Regions from separate parts of the Mus musculus genome. Here region 1 is linked to region 2. The links are chromatin loops, found by intact Hi-C in ENCODE. Cell type or tissue: left cerebral cortex. All regions are shown on one strand. Each heading gives the region's core, and the rest is flanking DNA. Links, peaks and the distances in the headings are about the cores only. Region 1 holds the start of Lypd1 (Ly6/Plaur domain containing 1). Region 2 overlaps Nckap5 (NCK-associated protein 5).

Region 1 (12,127 bases), core at 2,467-10,466, 520 kb before region 2:
GATAAGCCCACAGGGACAAACAAGAATCCACTTTTAGAACATGGTAAAATCAAGCACTCTCTGACTTGAGAAAACGGTGGTTTTCTCGTGCAGTTAACCTTCTTTTTACCAGGAGCAGGTGTTCACCCATCCCTCGTTCACTGTTCCCCATTTAGCTCAGGAGAAAAACAAGACATGAACTGAACCTAGCCAAGGCATGTAGCCATCCTTGTCTAACTTAATGAGCAACTAACTAATCCAAAAGGAAAACGGCCATTCCTTATCCAGCCATAATGGAGACGCAAGATGGCATGTAAATCAGTAACCCTTGTATTGCAAAACAGACAAATAGATTAATGCATAGTGCAAGGATGGGTGGAAAGATCGATCGGGTTACCGATTCAGACCATGAACTTTCTCTCAATATACTGCATTTAACTTTTAAATAAGGTTTAGGAGAACCTGTAACAGTTTGCTCACTGACAGAGCTATATTTTAGTAAGGGCAGAAATTGGCTAGTCTATAAAAATTAAATTATGCCCCTTTCACTGTATCTAGTCAAGAGGAAAAACTCTAATTACAAGATTGCACTGTCAAACAAATGCAAATTCGTATTCTTTATACCCTGGTTTAAAAATTCATACTGGAAGGTTGGGGGCAGGCTTCCCTTCTGAAATGAAAATCAATATTTGAAATATTTTTATGGAATGCAATGATAAATAAGCAAAGTAAATGTGATTCTCAAGGACGCTGCTGCGTAGAAACAGCAACCCATGAAGAGCAGTCTGGAGGGGAGGCATTAGTCATGCAAACGTCTAACCATCAATTAGGGAGGACAGGAAACTTCCCTTCCCCAGAACCCACACTTTATTATTCCAGAAATGACCAAGTGAAAAAGAACATCAGCAAAGAACCTCAGATCCTAACAGGGGCACCACCCTAGAGAATAGGCAAGGGCTAATTTTAAGTGCACCTCCATGGAAATTAAATTTACCTTTCTCAACATTCATAAGAACTGGTTTGCAGAGTTAAGCCAGCAAAGATCAACTTTGCTATAATAAGGCCTGGCCATATCATATGGCCGGTGTTTGGGGATGGGGCAGGCAGGGAGACAATCTTTTATTTGCTGCTTAATGTCAGGTTAGGTTAGTTCATTAAGATTTCTTCGTCTGTATAAATCCCTGGTATTTCTATATCTATTAAAGAAATGCCAGTTCAAGGCACACTCAAGAATTTTAAATCCCTCTTGGTTGGCTTTCTGATACTTACTTTGTGGTCTGTGCACTTGGCCTTCCAGATGAACTTGACAGACATTAAAAAAAAAAAAATCATCTTAGTCCTTAGAACTTTCCCAGTGTCAGCTCTCTGGGAGTGCGTGGTGGTACATTTCCCTCTGCCAGAGGCTGGCAGGTGGCACTGCAGCAAATGTGTTTGGCCAGGGAAGTGAGAGCCACCTGGTAACAATGGGTTAGTGGACTTGGGGTCAGGCATATAACTTTTTAAAGATCTTCCTCTGTATCTCTATAACATACAAAGGATGCTCCAAATTAGCAATTCAGTGGGGAGCATCCCAGAGCCTCTCGGAGAGCTGAGACAAGACTCATGGCCTCACAGAACAGGGATACACAGAATAAGCATCCTCAAGGGGAAGAGGGCTATCACATTCAGCAGAACTTCAGGAAGATACCTAGATGCTCTTAGGAAAGACGGGCATTTTCAGCTCTGCTGCACCAAGAATCTCAGCACAGGCTACATTCTGAACCAGTTTGGCTTTGATTCCTGTCGGCACCACCTAACAGGCACTATGTTCTTTCTTGAGGGTGAAGTTGACAAAGAGTGGAACCGGAGTCAGCTGGTTGAAGTATAGGCTCATAATTGGTCATTATGAATAGAGCTATTACATTTCATGAGATACTATGAGGCTAGTGCTAAGGGATGAGCCAGATAGTGCATACAGTGAAAGTTAGCTCATGCTGCCAGGATTTTATTATATTGTGGTCACTTAGCAACCAAACTTCCTCTCCATCCTTGTTGGTTAAAAAAAAAATCAAGCTGACTGGTCTATAGCAATTACACGAAATTTAATATGAGATGTCTTCAAGATTTCAGTCCCAGGACATTGCTTTCTGCTGTGGAAAAACAAAAACGAAACAAAGCAAAACACCAAAACCAAATCAAATAAACCCAAAACCCAAGAAAACAAAATGAATAACGAAACAAAGTAAAAAGAACTCAACCAAGTGACCAAACAACCAAACAAGCAAACAAAACCACCACGATCAACAGTGAGCACATTTGCCTTGCATCTATTTACAGCTAGTATGATGGTTAGTGTTGCCAACTTGACACCAGGAGAAAAAGGGCATGTCTGTGCGGGAATTATCTTTGCCTTACTTTACATGGGCAGACTCACCTTTGTCATGTGCACGGCTGTTCTCTGACTGGAGTCTTACAGGAGAGGGGCTATGGACACTGGAGCTTGCAGCCTTACTTTGTTCCTGAGTTCGTGTGATAATACCGGTTCCCTCAGGCTCCTGCTGCTGGGACTATGTCCTTCTTGACAGAGCCTTGAACTTTGAGCTAAAACTAAACTCGCCATGAAGTTCCTTTTGTTAGACTACTTTGTTACAGCAACAGGAAACAAACAAAGAGAAACTAAGAAACACCTCTTAACTGGTTTTCCCTTTGGATTCATTAATTGCTTCTGGTTTGTTTGTTTGTTTGTTTGTTTGTTTTGATACCAAGGTTAAGGTTATGTCCTGGACCCACATTCCCAGGGGAAAATGATGGAATGGAGAATGATGGAATGGAGAATGATGGAAAACCAGTTCTTGAAAGTTGTCCTCTGACCTCTGACCTCCACATGTAAGCTGTGCTATGTGTGCAATCACCACCCCCACCTCAAATAAATAAATGTAGCTTTTAGAAGTTTATACAAAGGATGAAACTAAAACTCAGTTTGGGCTATTTAGCAAGTGAGTTAGAGTGGCCATTTACTTGATCCTGGCGTTCCTAGGTGGCTGGTGAGTACAGATGCCCAGTGTCACAAGCAGGCACTGCACAGCTGCAGTTGTTGCAAGCAGAGGTCATGGACACAGACTGAAGATAGCCAGTTTTGCCTAGGTGGTCAGTCCATTGTAAATACTAGAGAATAGTGAATAAAAGCGTTTGCAGAACAATCATGAAGAATCCCAGCATTCATCCATGTTAAAAAAAAAAAGTTAGGTATGGCCACAACACTATGGAGGATAGAGGAGACAAGAGGATCTCTGGGGCTTGCTGCTGGCCAGAATCAGTGAGAATCCATGTCTTAAAGGGAAATGGGGAGAGAGAGCTGGATGCCTCCCTGGCCCCCACCTGCTCCTGCTTGAGTGTGTGCACCTTTGCATATGTATCCATGTTGTGTATATACACACATGCAGATATAGATATAGATATAGATAGATATAGATATAGATGATATAGATATAGATATAGATATATATCACATACATTTCCTCTCTCTGTCTCTCTCTGTCTCTCTCTGTCTCTCTCTGTCTCTCTCTCTCTCGTTCTCACCAAAAGAAGGAAAAAAGGTTGGCATTGCTGTGTGATAGTTTTTCCTCACCTTTTGACCTGTGGCTTATGTCCTCTAACCTGTGGCCATCGACACCTTTCTAGTGACATGTGTCACTAGAAAACAAGCAACCTAAACCAAAGACTTGCTTCAGGATTGCCTGTCTGGATGCTTTCTGTGGGTAATGTGGAAGTTATGAGGTCTTTTCTACAGTATAGTTTGGAGAAGAGGCTACAGCAAGACGAAAAGGGAGTGTGTGGCTGTCATCTTGGATGAACACATGGACAAAAAGCAGTGTTTCTTGGAAGTGTTCTGCCGAGTAACTCCTTTCCTTGATCACAGCCCTGGTTGTGAAGCCCAGCCTCCAGGTGAGCGGTGGCCTTGAGGATTCTGAGGAAGTTCTGAAGGCATGCTAATACCTTCCATCATGTCTGCCTCAAGCCTATTTCATGGAAGATATTGGAAGGCCAGAAGATGTTTGGCTCAGTTAAAATACAGTGCAAAGAAAATCACTCATCAAAACCATTCACATCCATCTTGGTTACAGTATTATCACTAAGTTTTGTGTTGTCCTCCTGCATTAAACAACAGGAGTAGCAGATGCTCCAACAATGCTCACTAGGTTTTGGAGGATACATTATGTTTGAGAGCAGTTACATCTTAGACTTCCCAGAATAGCATTTTTTTTTTAATACACTCCAGCCAATAATGTACTACAAAGAACAGCCACATACAAAGGGTCTGGAGAGATAGCCCGGCGGGGGAAGTGCTTCCAGGTAAGTGTGAGGACTAGAGTCTGGATGCCAAGCACACATGTAAATGTCAGCAGGATTGATGAGGCGATGCCTGCTTGTAAGCTCAGCCTTGGAGGCAGAGATCTGAGATTTTTTTGGACCAAGTTGTCTAGTTAGAATTGGTGAGTTCTCCGGGTTCAAGTAAAAGACTCTGCCTCAATATATATGAGCAAGGAAGATATGGATATCAACCTCTTGTCTCTACACATGCAAAGGTGCATCTTATACTGGCATGAATATCATGTACACATAACAGGTACCTATATATACTCATGTACCAACAACTATGAACATGTTTGCATACATACATGCATATCACACACACATACACATGAAAAAAGAATACACACACACCCTCACATCATTGCTCAGTCCTATAGAGAGCTGTCAGATAGGTTCCTTAAGCAACTAAGAAGTTAACAACAATATACTTCCATTCCCTAACCAGGAGAAGTTGCTTCTCCATGGTTCTGTCTTCAGTGCTAGCTTCTATCCATTGTTGTTCTGCCAGGGAGTTAAGGGGACTCGATTGCTCTAATGAGCTGTGGAGCTCCATGGGCACCTTGTTGGACTAAAAAGTAATAAGACTCACCCAATGTCATTCATCCCCAAGATGGTATTTCCCTTGCTTTCAGCAACCTTTAAATAGCCAAGTCTCTATTTGACCTTGGAATTGAAGCAGCAGCTCATTTATTTTCTCAAATGTCTGGTGCCACTTTGGGGTGAGTTTTTAATTTTAACTCCTGAGTGGGTGGGATTCTACCTTTCAAGACTTACTAGCTAGAGTGAAGTCGGTTCCAGCTAACTCCCTTCTTCAGCTGTACGACATACAGTCTCTTGACTTGGCTAGCTAGTAGCTAAATAGCTAGGGTATGGGGTGGGGGTGGGGGTATCCTTCCTGTGGAAGATCTTGGCAATTTGTGCTTGGAATTTGATGCATTAGTTCTAAAATTAAATAAAGATCCTATAGCGTTCTTCAAAGAAATATGGTGTGGCGCTATGACAAAACACATTTTTCAAGTTCTGACCTCTGGGAACTTCAAGTAGCTTCATATTTCAGTCTGACATTGCTCACAGGCTACTGTCGAGCTGCTAGAGCCGGGGCAGTTATCCATATATTGTTTTCACTGCCCCATCAGCTTTTTAGTCCAGGAAGGTGAAAGGTGTAAATAAAAAATAAAGATAAAAATAAAGGAAAGCTACTGATTTATAATAACTTCTCAGGAGTCCCCTGGGAAGAAGCCCTGGCAATTAACCCTAATGAGTTTAAAGTAACTTCCAACTCTTCATTTCCCCAGAACTGTAAAAAGTACATCTGTGCTAACCAGTGAGTGTATATGTATGTGTGTGTGTGTGTGTGTGTGTGTGTGTGTGTGTGCCCAAGTGCATGTGTAACACACAGTAGCATGTGTGTTACATCAGTCAGGATCTTTTCCTGTAATTTAATACCCTCCTTTCCCAGCCTTCCAAGGGGGTCGGAGGGGGAAAGAGTATCTTACCAGCACTTTGCTCCATCACTTCTTTCTGACACATGTCTTGAACGTTCACGGTGCAATTTACGATGAACTCAGGGGATGAGCAATCGTTGTTCAGCTGGAATTCTTCACACTGGTAGCACTGAATTTGCAGCGCCAGCCCTGTGGGACAGATGCGGTGGGGTTCAGAAACACTGGTTAAGATCTGGCTTGCACAGAGCACATCCTGGCTGGCCGGTATCACCGTGTACTGCCCCAGACAACAAGGGCTTCTGGGCTCTGCATCCTGATGTTCAGGAAGGCTGGAGGTGCCTGAAGCCAGCAGGGGGCGGCGGCATCAGTTCCCAGGGTCTAGGAGGATAAAGCCCTGCCAGAGACCCTACATTTCTTCTCTAGACACAAACAGCTCCTATAACACCCCTCCGGCCTTTCCGCAAGAAGTTGCAAAGAGACCGGTGAGAGTTCAAATCCCAGATCAAAGTAGTGGGGTACAAGCTTGAGCTCCTGTCTGAGCCTAATTACTAATTGGCTACAAATTGGTTAATTACTATTTTGGCACCGTTCATAATTGCATTGGCTGACGCGTTTTCGGTTTTATTTATTTAATCTTTTAAGTCAGCGTTCATGGGCTGAGGCTCTGATGCTTCCTGGAGACCACCCTGCAACCTGGGGGGGGGGGGAGGTGCTGGATGCTAAGTATCCCTGCTCAGTCCTCCAGCTCAGGCTCCCTTCTTGTGATCAGCGACAGGGGCAGCTGCTGCTGAGGGTTGGAGAGGATGTAATGAGAGAGTGCCTGCGTTGGATGTGCGCGTCTGCTTAGGGACCACCACAATGCAGCCCTTTTAGACCTGTCTTGTGACCCCTTTTTTTGAAAAACATGGCTGTTGGAAAAAAATTCTGATAGCTTAGAGTCCGCGATCAGGAGCAGTTACTTACCATATTTTCCTGGTTGCTCTCCTCTGATCTGGGAGCTTCTCTTTGGGCCGCATGCCCCTTCCTAACACCCTACCGATCGCAGGAAGAGCACAGCTAGCTCACTCAGTCCGGAAGGGCTGCTCCCCCGCCCCCAGCAGAGGATTGTCCGGCGAGTCGCTCACCTGTCAGCGTCGCCGCTCCCTTGGGTGGCCACAAACACTGGGTAACTTGACTAGGTTGGAGGCTTGTCGCTCCTTTTCCTGTCTCGCCCAACTCAAGGACCCTCCCCAATCCCAGCTCTGTATCCCCGACTGTGTACCCCACGCAGCTGCAGCCAAGAGTCGCGCCAATCTGCCGCTCTCGGCTCTCCTGCAGCGCGGGACTTGGAGAGCGTCCCAGTCTAGCGCCTTTGGTCTCAGTTTCCAGCACCAAACTCCCGCTGGGTAGCCCCAGCGCAGCGCGGACCACAGCTGGGCGCACTGGGGCTGAGAGCAGGGACGCTTGGCGAGATAGCAGGAGCGTGTCTGGCCAGGCAGCTGGCCTCTTCATCTTCTTACCTGGAAGCCAGAACAATCCGCAAAAAGTTGCTGCGATGCCGAGAACCCACATCCTCCCGGATCGGCAGGGCCGGGAGCGGGCAAGAGCATCAGAGACCACGACCGCAGCGGAGGCTGTTCTGGCCGCGGCGACAGTAGCTGCCGAGGCTGCCGAGGCTCGCGCTGCTGCCGCCCAAGCGACGGCTGCCACCGAGAGGAGCCGCAGGTGTCGCCCGCGGCGCCCGCATCGCCCGCGCCGGGGGCTCCCAGAGGCTGGTCCCAGGCTCCTTGGATTCGCGCTCCCTGGGGCGGAGCGCAGCGCCTCCGGAGGAGTTGGCTGCTGAGGCTTGAAGAACTACTGGCGATCCGGAGCACCCAAAAAAGTCTCGCCTCTTCTGCCCCCACCCCTCCCACTCCGGGTACCACGTGACGGCTGCTGAGTTGTGGTGGGGGTGGAGGGCGGGGAAGGCTGGGACTGTCTCTCTACTGTCCCCACCCCTTTCTGCCACCCTTTTAGCCTACCTCCTCTAGTTCCTTGGAAAGGAGCGCCTGCTGGGTTCGGGAGTAGTGTTGACAGAGGTTAGGAATAAGGAGGTGACTAGGGCGCAGCAGGTGCCATCAGGACCTGTCCTATGCGAACTCGGAGACCCGAGTGCTAGGCTGCGGTACCCTTCCCTTCCAGGTGTTATGTTCCCTTTCGGTGCTAACAGTACCCTTGCAATTGGGTCTCGCCCACCCAGCCCGGCGTCTTCTATCACTCGCTGCCCCCTGGCCCTCTGGGTGACTGCCCTGGATAAAGCGAAGGGCTGTTTCTGAGCACCTGGCAAAGTTGCGGAGCAGCGAGTTCCCTGGGGTGTCCGACGCAGCCGCGCCTCTTCCTGAGAGAAACCCACCTCACTGGCCACCTGGGTCTTCCAGCAGAATGCCTGCGAGTACGATGGTGACCCTACCGCAGCTAGCTCGCTTAGCCCAACCACCATCTCCTCACCTGCTTGCATGCACCGCAGGGGGATGCATTGACTCAGCCTCGGTCTCCTAGCCCAGAAATAAAGCTACCTGGGGAGTGGACACCCGGATCTGTGCTCTCACTGAAAAGCAAATGGGTCTGACTGCTCCCCCAAGCCACCAGCTATGGGTATACACTCCTTACAGCGCTAAAGCATGGCCAATTGGCCATAGGCTGCCTCCCTCCTCCACTACTCCCCTTTCTGACAATTCTAAGTGACCCACCTTGCGTATTCCCGGGACACCACGGTGTTATTTTGCCTTCCTGGTGGAGCTTTGTGGAAGACTGTGCTGTGCACAGAGCAGGCAGTCGCAGCTCTTGGTGCCCCCGCCCACAACCCCCGCGCATTTCCACCCACCCCCACCCCTGATTTGGGATTTGGGAGATTCGGTGGAAACCCGTGGCTAAGCATCACCCCTCTCCTGTGAGGTCTCCCGAGGGGAAGTGGTCTCTCAGCTGGGATGTGATCATTTATGTCCCTACCCTGCCAGCAGAGCAGGTTTGAAAGAGGCATAAATGACTTTCTTGTAATTCCTTTGCAGAGATCGGTCCATAGCTGCCTCAGGCTCATTCTCCCCCACCCCTCCCCCTCATTTCTAGCTGGTTAACTCCTTGGGGAGACAAGGATGCTTTGCCCATTACTCGCTTGTCTGAAGTGTGGATCTTAACAATTGTTCGAATTACTATTACAGTAGCAAGAGGGTTGGCTTATTTATTCTTTCAGGGAAACCTCTCCACAGAGCAAGCGTGAGACATAATTATAATAATCACGGGACCAACCTCTCCCTGAACAAAGTTCTTTTCTGCTCTTATAGGGTGTAATTGTGATAAGACCTTTATTCCAAAATGAAATGAAACAAAAGAATTTTTTCTAAAGACAAGGAGGATACTTTACACGCAGCTTGAATTTAAGGTAATGAAATCCAAATACAACAAATTGCACAAATACAATAACACTGGTCATACAATACTCTATAAAGATACAAGTGTTCTAAGGTAACCACACAAATCCTAAACATAGCTCTAGTCTGCCTGGTCTGTAGGCTTCTGTACAGAAGGAATTATAAATAGTTCACGTCTAGAAAAAATACACATAACCTTTAAAATAGAATTTATCCTCCCATATAAACAGTCTTTAATAGAAAAAAAGGATATTAAAAAGTAAGAAAGTTTCATAGCACCAACCATTCATTTATTTTTAAGATATGGCAAAGAGTACCCAGGTTTTAATAATAATATAAAAGCAGGGAAATTTAAAAAGAAAACAGCAAACACTCAGAATTGTGAGAAATACAATGGAGAGGATAGAAGAGGTTGGGAGTGAAGCCTGCTAAGATCTGCTCCCTTCCGCATCATCTGGTGCCATCTAATCAGTGCTCACACTCTAATTCTTCAACAGAACACCCATATCATCACATCTTCCTCGAGACAATGTGGCAAGTGGACCACCCAATCGAGAGAGACCTTCAGAACAGGTGACCTCCACCCCTCTGGCTTTCCTGCCTGCCCCACGCTTCCATTGACAGTATATGCACAAATGAGTTGAGGACCAAGATGATTATGTTCACAAAATCTTCAGCTGGGGTTTTTAAAAAATATATTATCAACTTCTAGAACTTAATGCATCGTTTCAAGAGCATGGCGCCAACTCTTTTTATTGCTATCTTTCTCCCCCTACAAATATAATTTCTCTCCCCCCCCAAAAAAATGTACAGCTTTTATACAAATACTCAAAAAAGTGCAAACATTGAGAATTCTCCATCATATTTTGCTTTTTAATCCTCTCAAAACACAGTAAGTCGAGGCGATCTCTATCAGTCCACGAGAGAAGTAAACTCTGGTATACTGGCTATCAGCTTCTCTGGAGTCTGTTTGCCTAGTGCACCATGCATGCAGGAGTCTCACTGAAGGATGCTCCTCTAGGCCTCGTTGGATGCTTGACTTGCACAAGAGGAGAAACTGTCATACAGAGAGTCACTCAGAGACTCCACGCGGTCCACCCCAGGCCGTTCGGAGCTACTCGAAGACACTTCTGTCTTTTTGCCTTTCTCTTCCTTTTGTCCTTCAACCTCACTTGGAGACTTCTCTTTTCCTAATAAAATCACAGTATTGCTGCTAAATTTATTGAATGACTCCAGGGAAATTTCAGATAATCTATTCTCAGGATCTTCTTTTGTTTCTTCAACTTGTTTCGGTTCCTGCAATAAAAAAGAGGAAAATATTAGAAACATAATTCTTTGGAAAAAAATCAATTTATCCTATCTGATATTCAATTATTGTCTGAATAAAGTACAGTTTAAAGGGACAGAGAGAACCTACAAGTCCTTAACAATCTTTTAGTGTAATTAAATGCAATAATAAAGCTAATTTTAGGGATAAATCAAGACTTTAATCATTTTAGTGAGATAAATAGACCCCAATTTGCAAACCAGTTAAGTGCCACTTAATTCATTTTAAATGGATCCATTTGAAATTTACCCAGGTAATGTGTCTTATTTTTCTTTATCAAAAGTTCAAAGTCCTCTGTTTTCTCAATAAATACTCCTTGTACTTTTTCTAAAAGGGATATGACTTGAGTTTCAGCCAGAAGTTATAGTCTTTTGGGAGAAAAAAAGGCATAAAATCTGTTAAATTGCCATAAAATTTAAGTACATATTAAGCTTGTCAAGAATATTGTCATGTTTCAATTTTGTCCCTTTTAGGTACCTGAGATATTTGAAGGAGAGCTCAGAGCTATTGACTACAGATTGCAGAAGGGCTAGAGGCATTAAAACCAAGTAGCGGGTCTGCACTTTAGAAACCTTCCCTTCCAGAAGGTCTAGCTATACCAATTTATTCCAAGGATGTGATTTTCTTCACACTTCGCTTCAGGATTTCATAAAATACTGTAGTTATACTAAGCAATCATTGTAGGTGCCCTGCGAGCTTGAGTGTCTTCAGTGGATCAAGCAGCTGCTCAGGTTGGGGAGAGGACAATGGGAGGCAGGGACACCAAGGTAATGAGAAGAGTGAGGGCCATCAAGTCACTAAAGCAGACCCCATGAGCTATTCTCCCTTGAGGCATGAATCCCACCATCTCAGGGAAAAGCAGCAGCAGGGCCTTAAATATGATAACAAGAACCACCGGTTGATTAGGTTAATCCTCCACTAGGTCAAAGGTACTTAAGGGACTCTGTTAGGCTTTCAAAAAACTGAATGTTTCATTTTGATTTAGCTTTTGGGTCCTTGTGTTACTTTTTTAAGTTTTATTTCCTTGTAGTTGGTATACAATAGTCTTAGTTCTAAACAACACACACTGTCATTTTCACACTTGTGTCTAGAGCTGGGGAGATGGTTCAGTCAGTATATTACTTTGTTGCAAGCATAAGGACCTGGGTTTGATCCTCAGGACCCATCTAAAAGAAATGAGTGTGGTGGTACACAAGAGTAATGCAAGTGCTGTGGAAGCAGAGAAAAGAGGCTCTTTGGGCTCTGTAGCCAGCCAGTGCAGCCTACTTGGTGAGTCCCAGGCCAGAGAGAACCTGTCTTTAGAGAAAGAGCATATTCCAAATCAAAAGCAAAACAAATAAATGACGTGGACCGGACAGTGCCAGAATGACATTCTAAGTTGTCGTCGTGCCTCTACCAGCACACACACACAACTTAGGGTATTTAATGTGTCTATTGACTCGGACTTTATTCACTGTAGCCAGAAGTCAAAACTTCTCTAGAGCTATCTGGATATATAATATACAAAACAGAAACAATACTGCTAACAAGATTCCAGGAATACAAGGTCAGAACTCGTTCCTTGTGTATCTCGAACATTGTCCCTGCTGACCAGTGCTCAGGATGAGGCTCAGCTCAATAATTACTGGGCGGAAGCT
Region 2 (12,127 bases), core at 2,291-10,290:
TAATTTTACCTTGGTGCAGTTAGACAGGCTCGCCGGCATGGCACTAACTCCTGCTGACTGGCAAACGGTTGTAAAAGCCGCTCTCCCTAGTATGGGCAAATATATGGAATGGAGAGCGCTTTGGCACGAAGCTGCACAAGCGCAGGCCCGAGCAAACGCAGCTGCTTTGACTCCAGAGCAGAGAGATTGGACTTTTGACTTGTTAACGGGTCAGGGAGCTTATTCTGCTGATCAGACAAACTACCATTGGGGCAGCACGACCCATACCATGGAAAACAGGGGACCCAGTGTGGGTTCCTCAATGGCACCTATCCTCTGAAAAACTGGAAGCTGTGATTCAACTGGTAGAGGAACAATTAAAACTAGGCCATATTGAACCCTCTACCTCACCTTGGAATACTCCAATTTTTGTAATTAAGAAAAAGTCAGGAAAGTGGAGACTGCTCCATGACCTCAGAGCCATTAATGAGCAAATGAACTTATTTGGCCCAGTACAGAGGGGTCTCCCTGTACTTTCCGCCTTACCACGTGGCTGGAATTTAATTATTATAGATATTAAAGATTGTTTCTTTTCTATACCTTTGTGTCCAAGGGATAGGCCCAGATTTGCCTTTACCATCCCCTCTATTAATCACATGGAACCTGATAAGAGGTATCAATGGAAGGTCTTACCACAGGGAATGTCCAATAGTCCTACAATGTGCCAACTTTATGTGCAAGAAGCTCTTTTGCCAGTGAGGGAACAATTCCCCTCTTTAATTTTGCTCCTTTACATGGATGACATCCTCCTGTGCCATAAAGACCTTACCATGCTACAAAAGGCATATCCTTTTCTACTTAAAACTTTAAGTCAGTGGGGTTTACAGATAGCCACAGAAAAGGTCCAAATTTCTGATACAGGACAATTCTTGGGCTCTGTGGTGTCCCCAGATAAGATTGTGCCCCAAAAGGTAGAGATAAGAAGAGATCACCTCCATACCTTAAATGATTTTCAAAAGCTGTTGGGAGATATTAATTGGCTCAGACCTTTTTTAAAGATTCCTTCCGCTGAGTTAAGGCCTTTGTTTAGTATTTTAGAAGGAGATCCTCATATCTCCTCCCCTAGGACTCTTACTCTAGCTGCTAACCAGGCCTTACAAAAAGTGGAAAAAGCCTTACAGAATGCACAATTACAACGTATTGAGGATTCGCAGCCTTTCAGTTTGTGTGTCTTTAAGACAGCACAATTGCCAACTGCAGTTTTGTGGCAGAATGGGCCATTGTTGTGGATCCATCCAAACGTATCCCCAGCTAAAATAATAGATTGGTATCCTGATGCAATTGCACAGCTTGCCCTTAAAGGTCTAAAAGCAGCAATCACCCACTTTGGGCAAAGTCCATATCTTTTAATTGTACCTTATACCGCTGCACAGGTTCAAACCTTGGCAGCCACATCTAATGATTGGGCAGTTTTAGTTACCTCCTTTTCAGGAAAAATAGATAACCATTATCCAAAGCATCCAATCTTACAGTTTGCCCAAAATCAATCTGTTGTGTTTCCACAAATAACAGTAAGAAACCCACTTAAAAATGGGATTGTGGTATATACTGATGGATCAAAAACTGGCATAGGTGCCTATGTGGCTAATGGTAAAGTGGTATCCAAACAATATAATGAAAATTCACCTCAAGTGGTAGAATGTTTAGTGGTCTTAGAAGTTTTAAAAACCTTTTTAAAACCCCTTAATATTGTGTCAGATTCCTGTTATGTGGTTAATGCAGTAAATCTTTTAGAAGTGGCTGGAGTGATTAAGCCTTCCAGTAGAGTTGCCAATATTTTTCAGCAGATACAATTAGTTTTGTTATCTAGAAGATCTCCTGTTTATATTACTCATGTTAGAGCCCATTCAGGCCTACCTGGCCCCATGGCTCTGGGAAATGATTTGGCAGATAAGGCCACTAAAGTGGTGGCTGCTGCCCTATCATCCCCGGTAGAGGCTGCAAGAAATTTTCATAACAATTTTCATGTGACGGCTGAAACATTACGCAGTCGTTTCTCCTTGACAAGAAAAGAAGCCCGTGACATTGTTACTCAATGTCAAAGCTGCTGTGAGTTCTTGCCAGTTCCTCATGTGGGAATTAACCCACGCGGTATTCGACCTCTACAGGTCTGGCAAATGGATGTTACACATGTTTCTTCCTTTGGAAAACTTCAATATCTCCATGTGTCCATTGACACATGTTCTGGCATCATGTTTGCTTCTCAGTTAACCGGAGAAAAAGCCTCACATGTGATTCAACATTGCCTTGAGGCATGGAGTGCTTGGGGGAAACCCAGACTCCTTAAGACTGATAATGGACCAGCTTATACGTCTCAAAAATTCCAGCAGTTCTGCCGTCAGATGGACGTGACCCACCTGACTGGACTTCCATACAACCCTCAAGGACAGGGTATTGTTGAGCGTGCGCATCGCACCCTCAAAACCTATCTTATAAAACAGAAGAGGGGAACTTTTGAGGAGACTGTACCCCGAGCACCAAGAGTGTCGGTGTCTATGGCACTCTTTACACTCAATTTTTTAAATATTGATGTTCATGGCCATACTGCGGCTGAACGTCATTGTTCAGAGCCAGATAGGCCCAATGAGATGGTTAAATGGAAAAATGTCCTTGATAATAAATGGTATGGCCCGGATCCTATTTTGATAAGATCCAGGGGAGCTATCTGTGTTTTCCCACAGAATGAAGACAACCCATTTTGGTTACCAGAAAGACTCACCCGAAAAATCCAGACTGACCAAGGGAATACTAATGTCCCTCGTCTTGGTGATGTCCAGGGCGTCAATAATAAAAAGAGAGCAGCGTTGGGGGATAATGTCGACATTTCCACTCCCAATGACGGTGATGTATAATGCTCAAGTATTCTCCTGCTTTTTTTACCACTAACTAGGAACTGGGTTTAGCCTTGATTCAGACAGCCTTGGCTCTGTCTGGACAGGTCCAGACGACTGACACCATTAACACTTTGTCAGCCTCAGTGACTACAGTCATAGATGAACAGGCCTCAGCTAATGTCAAGATACAGAGAGGTCTCATGCTGGTTAATCAACTCATAGATCTTGTCCAGATACAACTAAATGTATTATGACAAATAACTCAGCAGGGATGTGAACAAAAGTTTCCGGGATTGTGTGTTATTTCCATTCAGTATGTTAAATTTACTAGGGCAGCTAAATTGTCAAAAAGTCTTTTTCAGTATATGTTACAGAATTGGATGGCTGAATTTGAACAGATCCTTCGGGAATTGAGACTTCAGGTCAACTCCACGCGCTTGGACCTGTCGCTGACCAAAGGATTACCCAATTGGATCTCCTCAGCATTTTCTTTCTTTAAAAAATGGGTGGGATTAATATTATTTGGAGATACACTTTGCTGTGGATTAGTGTTGCTTCTTTGATTGGTCTGTAAGCTTAAGGCCTAAACTAGGAGAGACAAGGTGGTTATTGCCCAGGCGCTTGCAGGACTAGAACATGGAGCTCCCCCTGATATATGATATATCTATGCTTAGGCAATAGGTCGCTGGCCACTCAGCTCTTATATCCCATGAGGCTAGACTCATTGCACGGGATAGAGTGAGTGTGCTTCAGCAGCCCGAGAGAGTTGCAAGGCTAAGCACTGCAATGGAAAGGCTCTGCGGCATATATGAGCCTATTCTAGGGAGACATGTCATCTTTCATGAAGGTTCAGTGTCCTAGTTCCCTTCCCCCAGGCAAAACGACACGGGAGCAGGTCAGGGTTGCTCTGGGTAAAAGCCTGTGAGCCTAAGAGCTAATCCTGTACATGGCTCCTTTACCTACACACTGGGGATTTGACCTCTATCTCCACTCTCATTAATATGGGTGGCCTATTTGCTCTTATTAAAAGGATAGGGGGAGATGTTGGGAGCCGCGCCCACATTCGCCGTTACAAGATGGCGCTGACAGCTGTGTTCTAAGTGGTAAACAAATAATCTGCGCATGTGCCAAGGGTATCTTATGACTACTTGTGCTCTGCCTTCCCCGTGACGTCAACTCGGCCGATGGGCTGCAGCCAATCAGGGAGTGACACGTCCGAGGCGAAGGAGAATGCTCCTTAAAAAGGGACGGGGTTTCGTTTTCGCGCTCTCTTGCTTTTCTCTCTCTCTTGCTTTTCTCTCTCTCTTGCTTCTTGCTCTCTTGCTTCTTGCACTCTGGCTCCTGAAGATGTAAGCAATAAAGCCTTGCCGCAGAAGATTCTGGTCTGTGGTGTTCTTCCTGGCCGGTCGTGAGAACGTGTCTAATAACAGATGGGGGTTGGTGAGAGGGGAAGGAGGACAATAGAAGGCAATGTGGGTAAATACCAAAATGCATTATGTCTGGATATGGAACATCACCTTTAATTTATATAATTAACACATGCTAACACCAACATTAAAAAGGATGTGTCTTTATCTTGTATGACATATTTTAATATAGTTTTTTTCATGGGAATACCATATTCTATAATTCTGTTACTCATACAAAATGATTCTTTAGAAAATGAGGTTGTTTTAAAGGAAAAAATGTAACATTTCCCCACTTGGGGCTCCGACGGCAGAAGGCAGTATGAGGCAGTAGTGTGGGCTGGGTTCTGTGGACTTCAGGGGCAGCTGGAGTTCAAACGCCAGCTCTGTATCTTCCTAGATGGAGGCCAGGCCAGTTATTTAACTTCCCTGAACGAGTCCAACGAGGATTAATAATAATAACAGCTTCCTCTGGGTCATCAGAAAGAGCTTGGGCAGAAAAGTAGCTCCACAAATATCAGCTCCTGTCACCATTACCCAGAGTGTACTGTGACGGCGTTCACTACAGGTTCCCAAAGGACTGTGGGATAGCTGCTGTAAAAAGGCAGCTTACCTGCTGGCTGGGAGCATCACCCCTACCACGACTGTTACTATTCAGTATCATGCACATATTTTGGCCCCAGGAAGGATAAGGAAAGAATAGCAAATACAGTGCTCCCAAAACACCATCTACTCCCAAGAAATAACTCTTTACTAAAATACTAGAGCACATGTGCTGAGTGTGTATGTGTGTGTGTGAGAGAGAGAGACAGACAGACAGACAGACAGACAGACCACAACACGTATGTGAAGGTCTGAGAACAACTCTCTGGAGTCAGTTCTCACCTCCCACATGTCAAGGCAGAGTCTCGGTTACTCCTGTCACTGCTCCGACTCCAGTGTAGCTGACTGGTGAGCTGCCTGGTGAGCTTCCACTTGAGTCTACCGACTCCCATCTCACCCACACAGTGCCTATCTCCCAGGGATGGTGACATGTGGCTGCTAGGGATGGAACAGAAGTCATCAGGCTTGTATGGGAAGTTCTTCTTCCCATGGAGACGTCTCGCTGGTCCACCGGACAGTGATTTTTATGTAAACTACAGACAAGACTCCACACAGAGTATTGGTGCATTGGGTAAAACTTCTGGAAGCATCTGTATTCTTTCTGAAACATTCTTCCTGTCTCTGTTAAGGTTCCTTTTTATAGTCTTTGGAAGCAGTCCCATGATGGAACAAACCTAGGCCTCAGAAATGCTAGGGTATCTGCCATGAACTCCAGGTGTGGCCTGACATCCTACCCTGTTTCTGCTTCTTGGCACTGAGATACTCATCTTTGCGGTTCACACGCGGATGCACTGTCCCAGGTATGCTACTAGAATAAACTGTCCCCAGTCCTCTAGGAGACATAACCATCTCTTCCGTGGGTAATTTGGATGACAATATTGCTCGGGCTCATAAATAAATCTGGGATGAATAGCTAAACGGCTTTTGACAGATTAACACATTACTAAGCAGAAGGGTATTTAGAATTTTAAGACTCTGAAAGCCATGTGTAATTATCCAAATGAATCAATGCTTTCCACTGGAGTTTTGGACACATGAGCAGGTACATGGAGAGATGAAGGGGGTACGTCGTGAGGCCCGCTGCTGTTAACAACACCTTCAAGTTTCGGCAGAAGGGAAGGAAACATGCTATTTTTCATACTGTGGCATCGCCCCATACAAGGAGGCAGTTGTTTTGCGGAATGATAAATAGAAGGCTATTACATGCTTAATTAAAGAACCAATCCTTTCAGCTCTGAAAAAAAAAAATATAATCCCCAACTGAGTAGATATGTGAGCGTTGGAGAGGAGGCACGGTGTTTTAGACTTGCTGTTCCTTGCTCTTGTTATTGTCAGAGAACATCATTAAAACAGATCTCTCCTTCCTGCCGCTGCATCCTCAGACTGCAGGCCCGTGGTGTTGGCTCCTAAGGCAGTCCCCACCCTCCAAAGAACAGCTGTCATGTTTTTTATGAGGTCTGATGGAAGGTGAGGTTGCACACACCCTGTCTGGAACCTGTTAAGGACATACAAAGCTCAGCTTGGATTACGGATGTTATTTTAATGAATGTGGTGCCCTCTTCTGGTGGAAAGCCTAAATCAACAATGAAATCTTGTGGGCAGAAGACCAAGCTCGGCATCTTGTGCTCTCAGCACAGAACTGTGGATCGTAGGCCAAGGGGAGACCCCAGTAAGTGATCAGGCAGCACTCAAACCATTCAAATCCCCATCAAAGCTACACGACAAAATGAGTAAATGAAAATGCTGAAACAAGGGAAAGAAAGGCAGAAATCTGGCACTGAAGTAGAGAGAAGAGAAGTAACGAGGGAATCCCCCAAGGGCTATCTTTAAAAGAGAAAATAGGGCTTAAAATAGCTGTTCATCTTTAAGTGACAAGCAAATGGCCTTTTGATCACTGGTGTTCTTAAGAAGAATTCTTTCTATTAAGCATGTCAATGCATGTACAGACTTAAAGGAATAAACATCGGTTGGAGAAAATAATTGAAGACATTCTTAATGGGAAGCTAAGTGCGCTGTGAGAGAAATGCCTTCTTTAGCATTGTGATTTTTCATGAGATCAAACCTACAATATTAAAAGGTCTTTGGGGCTGGACAGACAAATGGCTCAGTGGTTGAAGAGCACATACTGCTCTTGCAGAGCACCTGAGTTTGGTCCCCAACATGCAGATCAAGTGGCCCAAAATCTCTTCTCATTCCAGCTCAGCAAAATTCAACGCCCTCTTCTGACTTCTTTGGGTACAGCAATCGTGTGCACATAACACCTCCCTGCAGCGAAAACTATCTCTCTCTCTCTCTCTCTCTCTCTCTCTCTCAAAAATAATGTCTCCTCACATTTCTCCACATCCTTTTGAGGGTTGACACTTTGAAGGCACTTTTTAGATGAATACTTGAGCCCCAACTATATAATTATTTGTCATTAAACAAAATCTGTAGCCATCCTTAAGGATGGCGTCAAATATTTATACTTGAACAACAGCAAAACACGCACCAATGTATCAGGGATACACATGTATGCTACTTCTTGAGTCAATTCTATAGGTTAAAGGCCAGAGATATTTACAAAATGGTTAACCTTTTAACAACAAAACCGTTTAATCAACCAAAGAACCCTAGCATTCCAGACAGAGGAAACAGATTCTGTCTATTAACACTCCACTGATTGTTAAACTATGCCCACTCTTGCGTGCACCCAGTTTATTATGCATCACAAATTCTGTCACTTGCTAGAGGCTGTGGCCCAGATTGAACATGTATTTATGAAAATAAAGCCCAAGACGTCTATAGTATGCTGTCATGCAGGGCTTCCAGTTCAGGAGGCTGGAGGGATAGATCTCCAAGCCAGCCATAGCCAAAAACCATGAAGAGAGCCTGGGTTCTGACATGTAGTTTCTGATGACTATGTGGATTTCATAAGCTCTGGGTTTGTGAGTGGCAGGAAGTTGGGAAGGGACACTGTCGATGATGGAAGTAACCATGTTTTCTCTTTGGTACGGTTTGAATAAGAATTGTCCCCCAAAGGCTCATTAAACACTTGGTTCCCATTCTTTGGGAATGTTGTGGGACCTTCAGGGGGCGGCACCTCACTAGAGTCAGTGGGCCACTAATGTGTGGGGTGGCTTTTGAGGCTTTATACTCAGCTCCTCCTTTCTGCTCACTCTCTGCTTCCTATGTATAGCTGCAGTGTGACCAGCCAGCCTCATGTGCCTGCTGCCATGTCTCACCCACCATGAAGGACTGATTCCTTCTTCAACTGTAAGCCAAAATAAACTATTCTCCTTTAAGTTGCTTCTGTCAGGTTATTTTATCATACTCATAGAAAGCAAGTAGAACATTATTCTTTTATGTGAAGAAACGTAGTGTAACTGTGGGGGAACTGGATGAAAGGAAACAGATTTGGAAGAACTGTATTCACACGGGCAGGCGTCTCTCTGTGACTAGACTTCACTCGAGCCACTAGTTTCTTCACCAACATAGGCAGGTCATTGGCGTGACATGTTCACAACAGCATTGCGGCATCTGAACAGACACTGTGCTAAGACACCTTAAATAGAACCACTCAAAACTCATACCCGTACTTCCTCTAAGCCTGATGGGGTAACTACTCTTCCAGCTGCCAGTGGTTAAGTCCTACTAGCCAGGCCTGCCTTCAACAAAATCCAATAGGCTTGATTAGCAACCTTCCTTAGCTCTGCTCCTCAGCTATGTGTCCACACATTCCTTTGAGGAATATAAACATAATGATATAAACATAAAATATAATATAAAGTAAAACATAAACATAAAAAACATTTAATTTATGTATATATTATAGGTATATATAATTATGTATATATTATACATGTTATAACATACATTACAAGTTTTCTGTGAAGCTAATCTACAATAAATGTTATATATCAAACACTTTTATTTATCCACTATATTAGATAAACATATCTCATATTTATATAACTTATAACTTTATACATTATTTATATAAATAATCGATAAATAATATATTACAATTTATCTAATGTATGTTAGATGTTATAATATGTAATGTTACATAAATATACACACACAGATGTTATCTGTAATGACTGTATTTGATTTTAGGCTCCACATGCATTTATTTAGTTATTTATCCTGCAGGTGTATAGAGTGAGTATGAGACATTTTGGTGACTATAACATTCAGAGATACACAAATGTTTATCCTCAGCAGTGCCCCGCAGGCCTGGTGGCCCTTCTACCCCAATCCTCCTTCTACTTTTCCTATCTTTTTTCTCCTATTCAATTTAGTTTCTGGCTTATACTTCATGATTTTCTTTTGCATAAGTAAATAAGCACATATCTGCTTATATGAGTTGCCCTCCATTCTTAAACACGTACCTAACTCTACCCTTGTTTTTCTGACTTCCTATATATTTATTATATATTTGGTTTCCACTTAAAAACCCATTTTAGGAATATTTCAGTTCACAGAAGTTGTCTTTATTCCTTTTTTCACAACTACATAGATGTATACTGTGTAGACACAATATGTAGGTCAGCCTGTCCCTTCATGAACAGGCAAGAATGTTAAATCCAATGTTGTTCACTCATAAATAACACATAGGTATTTAACCAGGTGACCCCCTGGATAAAGGAACTTGACCACAGTTCTGAAGGCCTAAGTTGGATACTCAGGAATCATGTGTTAGAGGAGAGAGCATGAAGACACCCATATCCCCTGACCTACACATGTGTGCTGTGGTGCCCCTCCACAAATACACTATATACGCAACTTAACATTGAAAAGTGTTTATATTCCTACAATGAATAACAGCCTTACAATGTGCACTTCCTATTTTCACACTTGCATTGCCTGGGAGCTTTCCAGGTACAGAATGGCCAAACCTGAGGCAAGCACATGGGTGACTTTGTTGGGTAGCAGGAAATCCCCTGAAGAAGTGTACCCATGTGTATAGCTCCTGGCAGCAGAACAGATCTGCTGCCCCACAACCTCGCCAGCAGAAGCTGTTATGACCTCACCTGGCTTTCACTAGTTAGTAGGTAAGATACCGTAACCTGGCAGTGTTTTATTCAAAAGGTCTAAAGTGATGACCGAGCTTGGCTATCTTCTTCCTTTCTCGGGTGCAGTCTATATCACAGTGATGCGTTTTCTTTGTTCCCTTTTTTGCTATTTTAGTCTATTCAGGGTGTTGTTGTTGTTGTTGTTGTTATTATTATTATCATCATCATCATTATTATTGCTTGTTTGATTTCCATCTGTCTGTGTGCACAGGTGAACACATGTGTGTGGAAGCCAGCAGAAAACCTCGGTTGTCATTCCTCAGTAACACCATATACCTTACTCCAATACGTGCCCTTTCATTGGCCTAAGGTTCACGCATTAACTAGGCTGGGTAGCCACCAAATCCAAGGGACAATCTTGTCTCTAGCCTCCACAATCAATGCTGGTGTTACAAGTCACCATGCCTATTTTTTACGTGGGTCCTGAGGACACAAACTGCTCTTCCTGCTTTTGTGGCAAGCACCTGTAACCTGAACCATCTCGACAGGCCTTCACCTCCAATTTCTAATGTTTCCTCAGCATGCACTCCATTAGGGGTTATCTTTTCTGCTTTGTGCATATCTTCCTGGAAGCCTCAGATTTTTACATGAAATATATTAGTTTACAGTGAATCACTTTTTGAGTCATGGGTAGGCAGTCTTTCTCTATACTGGCATTAAAGAAAAACTAACGTTTGTCTTCTTCTAGAGCTGGAGTGGTTTCTTTCTTATGCTTCTACCCCTAACATATTTAAGTTTTATTACTGACAGCAACTTGAAGTAACTGAATTCTTGATGGTGGGCCCCGGAAGATGGTTCAGTTGAGAAAGTGCTGGATCCACAGCAGCAGTGTAATAGGGCAGGCAGGGCAGGTGCTTATCTGTAATGCTTGCTTTGGATGAGGGTGGAAGGGGCAGGGACAGGTAGATCCTCAAGTTCACCAGTCAGCCATACTAGTCAACTCTGTGAGCTCCAGGTTCAGGGAAAGACCCTGTCTCAAAAATTAAGGTGGGGAGCAATAAAGAAAGATAGAAAATACCAGACATCTACCTTTGTCCTTCCCATAAACATACACTTGCATACAACATGCACATACACATACTCTCTCTCTCACACACATGCACACACATGTTCATATGCACAATCACAAGCATATGCACAATCATACAATCACACACACACACACACTCACACACATACTCACACACACACAATTTCCTGATGGTTAAGCATCTTCTCTTATCCATTTATATGGGCTAACTCCTGGAGTAAGTATTTCTGGTTGGGGGAAATATTGAATCAGAGGTTTGTGCAGGCTACATAGATTCCTCTCTTACCCTCATCCTCTTTCTTCTGCTCCATACCTGTCTCTGACTTCCTCTCTCACTCTGCAGATGGGAAGCTAGAACCCAAATAACAAGCCTAATTGAGTTAGGAGGCACAGTGGGAAGGTTCTTTGACAGCCCATTCTTTATTGGAGGGTGTGCTCTCATATCCACATACCAGGCTTCATTGTGAAGGACAGACACCAGTGACCATGGTAAATCCATTCATATGACTCGCTTCCCTTTTTTTTTAGCACCATCTGAGTCTGTTAGAAATGTTAACCAGGGGCTTAATTTCTCTACAGAGGGCTTTAAATTAATTAGGGGTTCACATGCTAACAAAGAGTCTGATACAACCATAAATCAATCTGGTGTCTGAGGGCTGCTTATTCATGGAGACCTCATGTCCAGCATCCCTGTTGGGCTCCCAACAAAAGGGTGCAGGTGTGGAATAGGCCACTGTGACCAGGAAGCACCAGTAATTGTCTTGCATCACTTAAGCCACAGCAGGTAATCAGCCAAATCAAAGTCCTGGGTGCCGAGCCAGTAAAATGTAAGTCACCACGAAGACCACAGTGCACCATTTTAACCCCAATCAGTGAAGAGCACTAACGCTGTGATTTGTTTTATACCAAGCCTCAGAATTGCAAGGACATTGATCAAAATGATTCCCTTTTGTCAGGAAGAGAAGTAGCAGATGGAACCACCTTTTTAATGTGCTGAGCATTAATAGAATAGAATAACCTATGAAAGTGCCAATGCCTTTTATTGACTACGCCCGCATTCATGTTTGCACACACATGGGCTGTGTTGTTTGGAAAGACTGTTATTCAAGGCCCTTTCACTGTGCGCAGCACTTGGACTTTTGACTCCGCTCTAGAACTGCA

Evidence for each region. A loop is a pair of places that touch in the nucleus more often than their neighbours do. Peaks named below come from ENCODE experiments on the same cell type or tissue, not always from the same donor. Only the 100,000 strongest peaks of a DNase experiment are listed, where the experiment ranks them.
Region 1: it touches region 2 in a loop (6-fold over the local background); 7 of 42 quality-filtered maps call a loop at or near these places.

What each region holds. Positions count from the first base shown.
Region 1 is chr1:125,904,563-125,916,689 of GRCm38, forward strand. It overlaps Lypd1 (Ly6/Plaur domain containing 1), which reads right to left and starts at 7,652. Exons shown (of 3, transcript NM_145100.4): 1 at 7,277-7,652; 2 at 5,829-5,966. The coding sequence starts at 7,328. Nckap5 (NCK-associated protein 5) reads right to left here. Exons shown (of 17, transcript NM_001081756.1): 17 at 9,074-10,459. The coding sequence ends at 10,181. In left cerebral cortex, for the core only: a CTCF peak has its summit at 6,130 (motif pointing right); DNase peaks (open chromatin) are centred at 6,131, 7,150, 7,643 and 8,408; H3K4me3 peaks cover 2,921 bases; H3K27ac peaks cover 432 bases.
Region 2 is chr1:126,425,393-126,437,519 of GRCm38, forward strand. The region is part of intron 4 of Nckap5 (NCK-associated protein 5); the gene reads right to left. Among named protein-coding and RNA genes, the nearest start is that of Gm35562, 390 kb to the left of the region's middle. In left cerebral cortex, for the core only: CTCF peaks have their summits at 6,452 (motif pointing left) and 7,087 (motif pointing left); a DNase peak (open chromatin) is centred at 6,438; H3K4me3 peaks cover 506 bases.